Linked DNA regions of Homo sapiens: region 2 is linked to region 1. Evidence: chromatin contacts called from ENCODE Hi-C or POLR2A ChIA-PET data. All regions are on one chromosome and are shown on one strand. Each heading gives the region's core, a stretch centred on a gene start or an enhancer-like site at or near the end of the contact. The rest is flanking DNA. Distances are from core to core; before and after follow the strand shown.

Evidence for each region. A loop is a pair of places that touch in the nucleus more often than their neighbours do. ChIA-PET counts read pairs that join two places held with the same protein, here RNA polymerase II (POLR2A). Pooled maps may share reads with other maps.
Region 2: a map of tibial artery shows a loop between it and region 1 (4-fold over the local background). The contact joins two enhancer-like sites. A Hi-C loop is called at or near these places in 16 of 168 maps with a recorded cell type or tissue (CD14-positive monocyte, ascending aorta, chondrocyte and 9 more) and 8 of 50 pooled maps. POLR2A ChIA-PET finds 5 or more read pairs at or near these places in 5 of 52 experiments (AG04449, AG04450, BJ and 2 more).

What each region holds. Positions count from the first base shown.
Region 1 is chr4:118,996,370-119,002,392 of GRCh38, forward strand. The region is part of intron 1 of SYNPO2 (synaptopodin 2); the gene reads left to right. Among named protein-coding and RNA genes, the nearest start is that of SYNPO2-AS1, 15 kb to the left of the region's middle. Within about 2 kb of position 4,267, at least 8 of the 41 ENCODE cell types and tissues checked have a DNase peak (open chromatin) inside an H3K27ac peak, as active enhancers do; they include gastrocnemius medialis, where a contact is called at or near this core.
Region 2 is chr4:119,034,928-119,040,835 of GRCh38, forward strand. All of the region lies in intron 4 of SYNPO2 (synaptopodin 2), which reads left to right. Among named protein-coding and RNA genes, the nearest start is that of SYNPO2-AS1, 53 kb to the left of the region's middle. Within about 2 kb of position 1,569, at least 4 of the 41 ENCODE cell types and tissues checked have a DNase peak (open chromatin) inside an H3K27ac peak, as active enhancers do; they include gastrocnemius medialis, where a contact is called at or near this core.

The sequences.
Region 1 (6,023 bases), core at 3,017-5,516:
TATGAATACTTTTATTACCTTTGCCAGATGTATAACTTGTTTTTCTGTCTGCCACCCCTACTAGCCTGAGTATACGGAGAATATAATTGTATATCATTTCCATATTGATAAAAAAGTGATTGAATAAACAAAACAATACCTTCTCTCAAGGAGAGAGATACACTTTTGTACAATAAAAATAAATATAACGCAAGATGTAAGATATGTCATAAGGCCAGGTGCTCACGCCCGTAATCCCAGCACTTTGGGAGGCCAGTGGGGGTGGATCATGAGGTCAGGAGATTGAGACTATCCTGGCTAACATGGTGAAACCCCATTTCTATTCAAAATACAAAAAATAAGCCAGGCGTGGTGGCACACGCCTGTAGTCCCAGTTACTCGGGAGGCTGAGGTAGGAGAATCGCTCGAACCTGGGAGGCAGAGGTTGCGGTGAGCTGAGATCGCGCCACTGCACTCCAGCCTGGGTGACAGAGTGAGACTCTGTCTCAAAAAAAAAAAAAAAAGTGTCATAAGACAGAGCAATCAATAAATGTCCATTTGCAAGCAGAAAAGAAGTCAATTAATTTTGACAAAAATTTAAAAGAAAAAAGGCCGGGCGCGGTGGCTCACGCCTGTAATCCCAGCACTTTGGGAGGCCGAGGCGGGCGGATCACGAGGTCAGGAGATCGAGACCATCCCGGCTAAAACGGTGAAACCCCGTCTGTACTAAAAATACAAAAAATTAGCAGGGCGTAGTGGCGGGCGCCTGTAGTCCCAGCTACTTGGGAGGCTGAGGCAGGAGAATGGCGTGAACCCGGGAGGCGGAGCTTGCAGTGAGCCGAGATCCCGCCACTGCACTCCAGCCTGGGCGACAGAGCGAGACTCCGTCTCAAAAAAAAAAAAAAAAAATTAAAAGAAAATGTAATGAGGTAGGGAAACATTGATTGACTGGCTGATATAAGATCTCTCAAGATGGCCTTACCTTTGTCAGTGTAGCATAGTCCCCAGCTGACTCTCAAATATGCAGATTCTAAACCAGTTTTGTCATTGTTCAAACAATATCTAGGGATACTATACTCATGCTACCTGAAGACACGGGACACTGAGGCTAAACTAGAATTCTAGTTTCTTGCTTCAGAGGGAGGGAAAAAACATATTGATAAGACTGAATACCTGCATCTTCTGGTCAGTGTGATAGTTTCCCTTAGGAACCAAATTTATTAGTAAAGCTAGATTTGTGAGTGTGAAATCAGAACAAAGTCTGTGAGTTGAAAGATTCAATAGTGGATGCCTGCTCTGCTCACCTCTGCAGTTGAATGCACCTGTTACTTGCACCAGGCAGAGCAAATCTTTAGTCTGGCTGCCTTCTTCTCTGGGCAGTACTTTTATGGGCACTGTTTGTCTATGACTCTTTTCTAATTTCTATTTCTAGACAACCCATTCAGAAAGACACATTCTTTCCTTAGACATGTTAATACCTCCCATTAGTCAGCTCTGTTCTGTGCTCAGTCCACTTATGAGGCAACTTTAAACATTTCTGTTCTCATAGGCAACCTGTTGATTTAGAGTTAACCCTCCAAGGCAAGCCCTGTTATCTTATTTCCAAGATCTTAGATGTCCCTGACTCCTGACAGTAAAATAGCTTTGGGGGAATTGAGGAGAAAGGAGAGGGGCGCTTCCTGGAGAAGACAGTGTTAGGATTCTGACGGGGGTGGTAAGGATGGGAGACTAGGACTTGGTTAACTGCACTGCTTGATAACCGCATTTTTCAAAAAGTATGTGTCAGTTATTTGAGGAAAATTACAAGGCCTTGAATTATGTAAATATATTTTTAATATGCACACTTCACTGGCTTGGTCATATTCTAAATTTTGCAGCCTTTTTGCTGTTTGAAAGTATGAATTTAAGAGAGCGCTCAAGGATGAAGCATTATTTGTATTGCTAGGACTGCTAAGCAGTGAAACACACTTTAAGGGCAAAGTTTCCTTTCTGGTGAACAAACAAAAGAGAATTATATTATCGTGTAATATCATGTAATATCGTGTGTATTTTAGGTATTTTCTATGTGTCTGATGATGAGAAAATTAATCATGAAAACTTTAAAAAATTGTAATTCTTGCTTCTTAGGAGCCAGAGAATTTCAGTAAACCAGAGTTAAAACAGGCAAGTTTACATGTCTATTAGTTGCTATCCTGTTTTAAATGAGTATTAATATCTTAGTGCCTGGTTCAAAAGTTACATCTCACAGAGAAAGTCACCTTAGAGTGTGACTCAAGATCACTGAGGTCTGTGCTAGTTTCAGCTGTGTCAGTTGCTGTGCAACCTTTAACAGGGATCTTAACTTCTCTGGATCTCAGTTGTTCTGTCTGTGAAAAATAGAGGGTAGGTGTTTTAATGTTTTCAATCTTTCACAACTCTGCAACTTTGTGAGTCTGTGAAGTATTATTCCAATAAATGGATCAAAGTTTGAGATTAACTCTTCTTCCTCTCCATCCCTCCTCCCCACTCCCTCCCTCCCTCTCTCTCTTACTCTGTTTTTGTTTTTGTTTTTGTTTTGTTTTTTCTTTCTAACTTGTACTAGAATGTGCAGAGCACAGGAGGTCCTTTAAACGTCAGCAGAGCTGGACACTTGTTGACCGTGTGATCTTGGGCAAGCCATGTAACATCTCAAAGATTTAGTTTTGTCTTCTGGAAAATGGATTTAACAGCCTTTACCTCTCAGGGTTATTGTGAGGATTAGAGATAATGTATGTAAAGTGAAATGTTTAGCTGTTATTATTACTCATTTACCATGATGGATAAGTTTTTTTGTTTTTCGAGACAGGGTCTCACTCTGTCACCCCAGGCTGGAGTGCAGTGGCACCACCATGGCTCACCGCAGTCTCCACCTCCCAGGATCAGGTGATCCTCTCACCTCAGCCTCCCAAATAGCTCAGACTACAGGCACGTGCCACTGTGCCCAGCTAATTTTTTTTTAATTTTTTGTAGAGACGGGGTTTCATCATGTTGTCCAGGCTGGTCTCAAGCTCCTGGGTTCAAACGATCCTCCTGCTTCAGCCTCCCAAAGCGCTGGAATTATAGGCGTGAACCATGGCACCCAGCCTGGATAATAAGATTAAAATAAGGTTTCTGCTTTTGTAAAGATAGTAGAGATAATATATTATCTAATAATTACAATATAAAGTACCAGAAGAGAGATACAGGTGCATACCACCGCACCCAGCTAGCTTGTATGTATGTATGTATGTATGCATGTATTTATTTATGTAGAGATGGGGTCTTGCTATGTTGCCAAGGCTGCAAAGTAATTTTTACTGAGTTTATAGACTAATAATACCTCTTCCTGGGGAGTACAGGAGAATAATCAGGTGAAGGGCTTCATTGATCTGGGCTTTGCAGGATAAATCATATTTGAAGACAGAAGGACATTCTGGGGCACATAGGGTAGATTCTGAACACAGAGAACAGTTTCCTTCTAATCTACTACCATCTTCAGGGTTTTGCACTATTGCCTGGTACTTTTTAAAGGTTTTGAAGTAGAGATGTTCAATACCACCGTGTATTTGCCCAAGAAGTCATTTGTTCTCTGAAGAAGCTGGCAAAAGAAAAGTTGAAGGAGCTTTAGGGAAAGGCCCTTTAAACAGAAAGAAGCTCCTGACCATGGGTTTATCTGGGAAAAAAGCAACTCTCCTTTAATAAGTAAATCAGAGTCTCATTCTGCTACCCAGACTGGAGTGCAGTGGCACAATCATGGTTCAATGTGAGCCACTCTCTCTGTTGCAATGTGAGCAAGACAGCCTTCCTGTTATCACACTATCAATCTTTTTCCACCAGGTAGCAAGGTTTGGCGACTTAATGAGGTAATAAAAAGCAAGACACTGACACAGGTAGGGGATGTGAGATGTGAGGCATTGTTTCCTTGTGAAGGAAAAAGACCACTTGTAACCCACTGAGATAACCTGTCCTTCATTTTCCTGGGTCTGAGAGGATCATTCTCCTTTCACTCTTTCTTTGCTTTTAATGTGAAAGACCTTGCTAATAATAAATGAGAGCCCGCCTCCCTTTGATATGTCCAAGCTGAGGAAGACTTCCTGATGACTGTCATGTAAAACAGCAGAAGACACCCACAGACACACAGAGAGAAACAGACACACACGAGTAATACAACCCCAGGGATCACCACCCAGGATTAATAAAATAGCATGAGCTATAGTTGCTCACATTACACAGGCTTCCTTCTCGGCAATGTGGCATGGTGCTGAAATGTTGTTTAAAAATTTGTGCTGCCACCTTCATACCATGGCCATATTTTGAAGCCCATGACCTCATCGCTATCTGAGTTGCCAGGGCTGGATTCCAGGAGAAAGGGGAAGGGAGGTGGACAGGAGAGAGAAGAAGCAAAGATTAACAAGTTGAAATAACAAAAACTTTTAATTCCACTTCTTAGAATTCAATTATGTCATTTGCAGAGAGGGTCCATGTCTTCCTGCTGTTCTTTCTTTCTTTCTTTTCTTTTTTTCTCTCTCGCAACATCTGCTGAGACATAAGTCTAGAAAATCTGTAACCACCTGAAACCATTCACTGGGGCACAAATCTATTAGGCCTAGAGTTTCATATGAGTGCAGTGAAGTGAAGTTATATTTGAGCTCTCCATCATAGAATTTCTATTCCACATGGCTGTTCTTTCTACCCTCACACTTTCCCCTCAAGAGGTAAAAAGTCTCTCCATTTTCATACCCACTGTTCGTTTTCTCCTTGGCTTTGTGCCCCATGGGGGGTGCCATTAACATGTGTCTAATGTGGCCATGCCCCCTTGAACCTGTGCAGTGTCCTAGCCCTATGGCCCTTCCATACATAGTTAAAAGAAGAATGGATCAATTGACAGAAAAAAAATGGAAGAGAGAAAGAAAAATTGCTTCTCCACCTCAAAATCTTAAATCAAACATAGCCTTGTACACGAGACACAGATACATTTATATATATTTATATTTAGATACTGACTTCTAGACTAAGGACAGATACTGAAATAAAAACAGCACTTTAATATTGTCCTTAAGTAGATACTCATTGTTAACTGAAGAAATAGGTAAGTAGCTATTTAACCCTTCATGTCCATAGCACATAGATTATTTAATATTCTACAGCAGAACTTTTAGAAAGTCAAGGCAACTTTTATTTGTCCAGAGTTTAAGTTTAAATTCACAGGTCACTCAAATCCAGTATACCGGGAAGCCAAAATATCAAAAATGCAAGGATTTATTGAAAAGCCATGACGCTTTTTAAAATTTAGTTCTTATTCTTTATCAAAGTTACATATACCTAGTTTAAAGAGTCAAATAGTTCTAGAATACGTTTTATGAAAAACCATCAATTTTAGATTTCCCAAAAGCAAAACATATTCTTTTTACCTTTGTCTAGTTTTCTTCTTATTTCTAAAATATACATCTGTGTTTACCTTTGTCTAGTTTTCTTCTTATTTCTAAAATATACATCTGTGTTTACCTTTGTCTAGTTTTCTTATTTCTAAAATATACATCTGTGTGATTTCTTGATTTTTCTCAGTTGTAAAAATTATTCATTGTTATGTCACAACGGAAGATGAAGATAAATAGTTCTGTTACCCTTCTCCAGTCCCTACTTCAAGCTCATATGATTACCTAGTGCCCCCCATCCTCCCAATATAATTATATTTTGATTGAATCACTATTCAGTGCTTAGATTATTAAGCTTAGCCAGGTAGTATGTTAGGAATACTTTTTCCTTTCCTGCATAAATTATTTTCTCCTGATAATTGACAACTGTCTTTCTTTTTAAGATTTTAGTTTTCTAAGTATTTGTCATTAGTTCATCCCCAAACTCACTCCATCTAACTGTCCTCCTGGTATTTTAAAATATATCAGGAGTGCTATCAATGTCATTTTTTTTCTTCTGAGATGGAGTCTTGCTCTGTCACCCAGGCTGGAGTGCAACGGCGTGATCTCAGCTCACTGCAACCTCTGCCTCCCCAGTTCAAGCAATTCTCCTGCCTCAGCCTCCCAAGTAGT
Region 2 (5,908 bases), core at 319-2,818, 36 kb after region 1:
GGTTATGAGGTGTAGGGAGGCAGTTTTTGTTTAGTTTTTAGGACTTTGCCTCTTCCTTTGTCCTTAGCATAATTTCTAGGCAGAGCATCCACGAAGTCGGTTTTCATTGCCAGCTCAAGAGCGACAATCATTTACGAGTTCCTATGTTATGTTAGGTGCCTTATGTATATTATCCCAAATCCACTGCATGGTTTAAATACAGGCACTGGAATATAAATGAAAAAGGTCATTACAGTCACTGACTTTCTGCAGGACCTTAAACATTTCTCTTTCCACAAGTTTCCCCTTAATCATGTGTCAAACCTCTCTTCCTGACGGGAATGTTGTGCTATAATGAATCTGCATAACGCTTGGGATTCTAGGAGGAAGGAAGGTTCCATGGACATGTAAGTACAGCATATTCCCCTCAGTCTTCTAGGAGGGCAGAGTGAATCCCAGAACTGGTAAGATTGGGAATCTGAGCATTGCCACTTTAATCTTAGAATATTTATCATTTTGACACATCCTGTTTTTTAGAGAGGAAAACAAACACAGTTTCTGCATTGGTAGTGTAAAGCATACCTTGTTAGGAACGTGTTTTGTAAGACACATTTGGGTTGTCACTCTAGAGCATGTCAAACTTTGTACTTCAAAATATATTTAGTATGATTGTTAGTGGTAACATATATCAAGGCTTTGAATTAACTGTTTTATTTAATTTTCACAAGAAGCACTTATTTTAGCCATAGGAAAACCAATCTGAGCTACAAATAGTTCTTTAAAATAAGCCCAGGTTATTTAGCTATTCTAGAAAGTGCCGACTTCTTTCAAGAAGCAGGCATTGTAGGACAGCTGAGAATTATCACATAGCCTAAATTCTAGCCTGGCAGCAAGAGTCACATCTGAGATGTCCAAAAAAAAAAAAAAAACACCTGATCTACATTGAAAGGGGGTAGACTAACGTATGTGAGACCATTTTCCTATTTGCAGTTACAAGGTTAAAGAACTTTGAAGGTCATTCGGCTGCTAAGAGGCATGTCGAACACTCTGTGTGGCTCTTTCACAGTAAACCCTCCTAAGAGCAGAAGACACATGGCTGTTAGTGTCTGCGTTTAGATTTAATTTCTCAAATAAAGGCCCTTGGCTGCGTATCATTTCATCCAGTTATAAACTAGGGCTCCTGCAAGCACCCCCATTCTAAGGGTGAATTATTGAAATCAGTTGCTATTTGATGAGTCACAACTGGCCCAGCAGGCAGGGCATTTGAAGTCATGGTCATCAAAAAGAAATGATTGTTTTTTGAAAAGCTAAATGCTTAAAATGCTTCTAGAGGGAAGTCGTGGGGCGTGTGCTCATTCTCTTTAAAATCAGGGTTGTTGAGTTTGTTTTTAAACATTTTTATAAGTTCATGAGAAAAAATATATAAATTCTAAGAACCAACACTGTATTCCCAGAAACATGACCCTCGCTGGTCTTGGGTCCACATATCATTGGACTCTGGGGGACACAAAGATGCCTGTGACACTTTGGTGTTGCCGAGTTAGTCAACAATTATTCTGGGAAAAAGCAGAATTGAATTCTTCTCTAGATGTCCTACCAGGGTTGGCCAAGGGCCACAAAGCAGGCTAATAAATTCCCACAGGATCCAGACACCAGGCAAAATTGCTCTAAGAAGCCAGTTACTGTCATCCCTCTATGGTTCTAGAAAAAATAGTACAAAAATGACAGGTCATCCTATGAGCGTCATGCCAATGAAACCCCATCTTCTGGAGAAGCCCTTGAATCAGAATTATCTTTTTTCTTGATGTCGTCAGATGCAGCCAGTTTCTTAATTTTTTTAAAAACTGTATGTTTCTGTGGTATGTATATTTGTACACCTAACTACCTGGCACTTGGAAATCACAGCACTACTCAGAGGCAATTGAATAAAGAGAAATTTAATTTTAAATATCAAGTCCTGTCAAACATTTCTCAAACTTCTGATTTTATCAAAGGTTTGCCAGCCAATAAAGTGCATCCCAAGTATACAGGGGAGAAAGCTAGACTCCTACAGGGTCCTAGAGTTTAAGTAATTTTTTTGTTATTAATATAGGTAATAATTTTTCTAATTTTTATTTTTTGGTTCCAAATGTAAAGCTCCTTGTGTTTACCTCTGTTTATGTCATTCTTGACATGTTTATCTAAATTATGTGTGCTCTGTGACAGGTGAAATGTAAATCTGGGATCCATAGTCAAGATATCATAAGGACCTACTTCCCAGCCTACCTTTCTTCCTCTACCTGATAATGATAATACTCAAAATAACAACATTCAAAGGAAACACAAAGAAATCCTGCTTTCACATCTCCTATTTCTTGGGCTCCTTAATAACTACTGATGGTTTGTTCATGAAAAAAAATTTTTAAATCAAAAGATTGTACTTGGCCCTGAGTTGAAAAAATTTCAAAAATCAAAAGTTTGTACTTGGCCCTGAGTTGAAAAAAAAAATTCACATTCTAAGAATAAACAGAAAAATGTTCTTCTTGGAAGTAAATAACAAAAGCCATAGTGTTTTCATTTGTCTTTTCTTCAGGATACACGGTAGAAGTCAGAGAATCTTTGATACTTTTATTTGGTGCAATAATCAAGGCCATGCAACAACCCAAAATCAAGCATTTTGGTTCAAGTCAGGATGACATGAGTGGGGACAGAAGCTGTGGCAGTCATTCAAATAATCTCATGGGTCCTGAGGAAAAGACAGGAGTTAATGTATTAAGTTTCTACTATATGCAGGAACTGTGTTAAATATTTTACATAAGTTTTGATAATAGCTAACATTAGCTGAGCACAAAATTTGGGCCCTGATTTGTGCTGAGTATCTTTCACAGATTACTGCTTTTAATCAGCAGTCCTTGTGAGCTAGGTATGATCATTATCCCCATTTTATAGATTACAGATGAGATTCTGAGGCACAAAGAGGCTAAGTAACTTGCCAAAGATCATACGATGTTAAGTAATGGCCCCTGGATTCAGTCTGCAGCCTGAATTCTTAACCAATTATACTGTGATTTCATTATTCTTCAGAATTACACTAAAAAGAAGGTATTATTCCCATTTTACAGATGAGGTATCTAAGCTCAGAGAAGCTAAACAACTTGTGCAACAATCACTAAGCTTATAAGCAGTGGATTAGGGTTAGATTTAGATATTTGTCTGGCATCCAAACCTGTGCTCTCCCTACAGTACCACATGGTTTCCACAGTCTCATCAGACCCCGGAATTTCACTCCCTGAGACTGCTTAATTGTGAATTTCCCAAACTGATTCACCAAGAGCCTACTGTCTCTGCTTTGTAGATAGCTTTGACCACATTCAATGACATTAGGAAAGACTCCATTTCCCAAGATGGCTCAGAAAATCAGATGCTATGACGCATGTTGAAAGTGAAAACCCATCTCTGAGAAAGAAGCATCTGTTTTATTAGTAAAAAAAAAAAATGAAATTTACAGCAATGTTGTGTGACTTCTCAAAATTCTTTCATTTTCTTATTTCAGAATGAATAGTGTTGTTCGTTGGCTGGGAATGGGGAAGAATGTGATTTTTAAAAATAAAGCATAATCAAACTCTGCATAAAAGGAAGTGCTCCCTTTGGCTTTCTGCCATTTTAACTAAATGTAACTCAGGGAACTTTCTTATTAAGTAGTGAATCAGCACCTAGCATGGCTTGCTACTAAACCAATAATAACTTAAGGCATTTCAACAAGAATAATTCTAAACAGAATAACGCTGAGGGAGTCACAAGTTTTCAGTATTTCAGACTACACTCTGAAAAAGAGTTACCCCTGGAATCTTAGAGTGTCACGGTGCCAATCCCAGTCAGGACAGCAGTCAAGTGCATGAGGCAGCAAACCCTTCCCACCTCAAAGATTCCTCAGTGGAAGATTTCTCAACAATTATTTCTGTCAAAGGCTTCCCAGCAAGGACACTTTTAAACCTTACATTTTTTCCAGTGGTTTTTTTTTTTTCCTTTTATATATCATTGTTATTTTGAAAACATCTCCTGAGGAACTAGTGTGATAGATTCTAAACATGGGTTTGGAACAGTCCCATCACCAACTTCAAAAAAAGAAGATGTGAGCTTCTAGGTTAATTGTAAAAACTCATTACATTTGCAGAGCTTTATTGACTTAATTTAAAATCATAGAACCACTAATAAGGTAACAATTATGGGGGCTTAAGATGTGCTAGGTACCACTCTAAGCACTTTTTTGGTCACCACAAAATGATGAAAGTATGATGTAGGTACTATTATCATCCCACTTTAAGATGAGAAAATTGAGGTAAAGAAAACTTAAGGAACTTGTGTAACATGGTAGGGCTAAGCCTCGGGACCCAACAGTCAAACTCTATGGCCATCATCTAATCACAAGGCTATACTACCTCCCCTGATTGCAAGAAGACTCAGGTCACAGGTAAAAGGAACTGCTCATCAGAAGTGATGAGTTTTACATGTCTCAGAGATAACTCCAAAGTTACACTAAACCTTCTAAATCAAAATAAGAAATAGTGCAACATCTTAGAGTTTGGTAGCTCCAAGCAATAGACATTTTTAAACAGGGTGCATGGGGAAAAGCTGTAGTTTTTATCTCCATCAGCCTATTTGCTTATTACAACTCAATAATGGCGAAGGGAAGCTCAACATTTTGCTGGTTTCTGTTGAACAAATTCCCACAGTGCACTAGACCACACGCCTCAAACACCTACCGCTTCCAGCCAACCAGCATCACATATTACCAGAGTTATGGTAATTTATACCTGGCAAATAAAGGAAGAACAGAATAGTGATGAGAGAAACCCTCAAATTTCAGTAACAATAATGCAGAGAATAAGGTTCCTTCCAATTTTTAAATTAAAAAGAAGACAAGACTTTTTTTTAATTTAGGAAAAGCAAAAGGTAATCATGTCTTAAATGAACTTCACATACTATTAGATGAGATAAGGTGTGTAAACCTTGAGCCCACAAGAAGTACATTGGTAGTGATTAAGAGTGTGGGCTCTAGGGCCGCGCTGCCTGCCTCTGAGTCCCAGGCCTGCCTCCTGCTGGTTGGGAGACTTTAAACAAAGGATTCAGTCGCCCTGTGCTTCAATACCTCAGCTGTGAAACGAAGACAATAATAGGTGTACCTCACAAGTTGTTATGAAGATTAAATGAAACAATATGCATTTTGTATATAAAACACTGCCTGGCACAGAGAAAGTATTCAACACATGTTAGCTATTATTATTCTTCTAAGGGGCACTCAATAAACAATAGCTACTATTTTAAAAACTTCCAATGAGGAAAACACAATTAAACAAGTTCTTTTGTGTTCTCTGTTAATATGAATCCCAGTTTGAGACCCACAACTAAAATAGGAAAAGTAGAAGGAGTGTCGCTATAAATTTCACATTGACACAAGAAATCTATTCCCAGGAGTCGTTGAGAGATCTTTGTTTCTTCTCTTTTTTCTTCTTACTGAAGTTTATATGTTTACATTCCTCTGTATTCAGCCTGTTTGTCCATTTTTTCCTGCTTTGTGTTCATCTATTGTGCCAGCATTCTTTTCGTGGTATACAAAGATGAGATCAGATTCAAAAAGACTGGTTCAATATTTTTATAAAATAACATCAGCTTTGAGCCTCTACTATAAAGACACTGTTTTCAGTTCAAAGTACCAATGTTAAATAGAATGAATGTAGTGGACTTAGTAATATGAAGAGAGCTCTTCTGGGGAAATGTTTGTAAACCAAACATATTCTCTAAACAGGATAGTTGGTATCCTGAGTAACCTGGTAGCATAGTTGAAGCTTAAATAGGCCTATTACACTGAAAGTGGAGCAGTTGGCAACCCTATCCCTGAGACTACCCCACTTCAGACCTGCAACAGTTGGGCTGACCTAGGAGGGCGCAG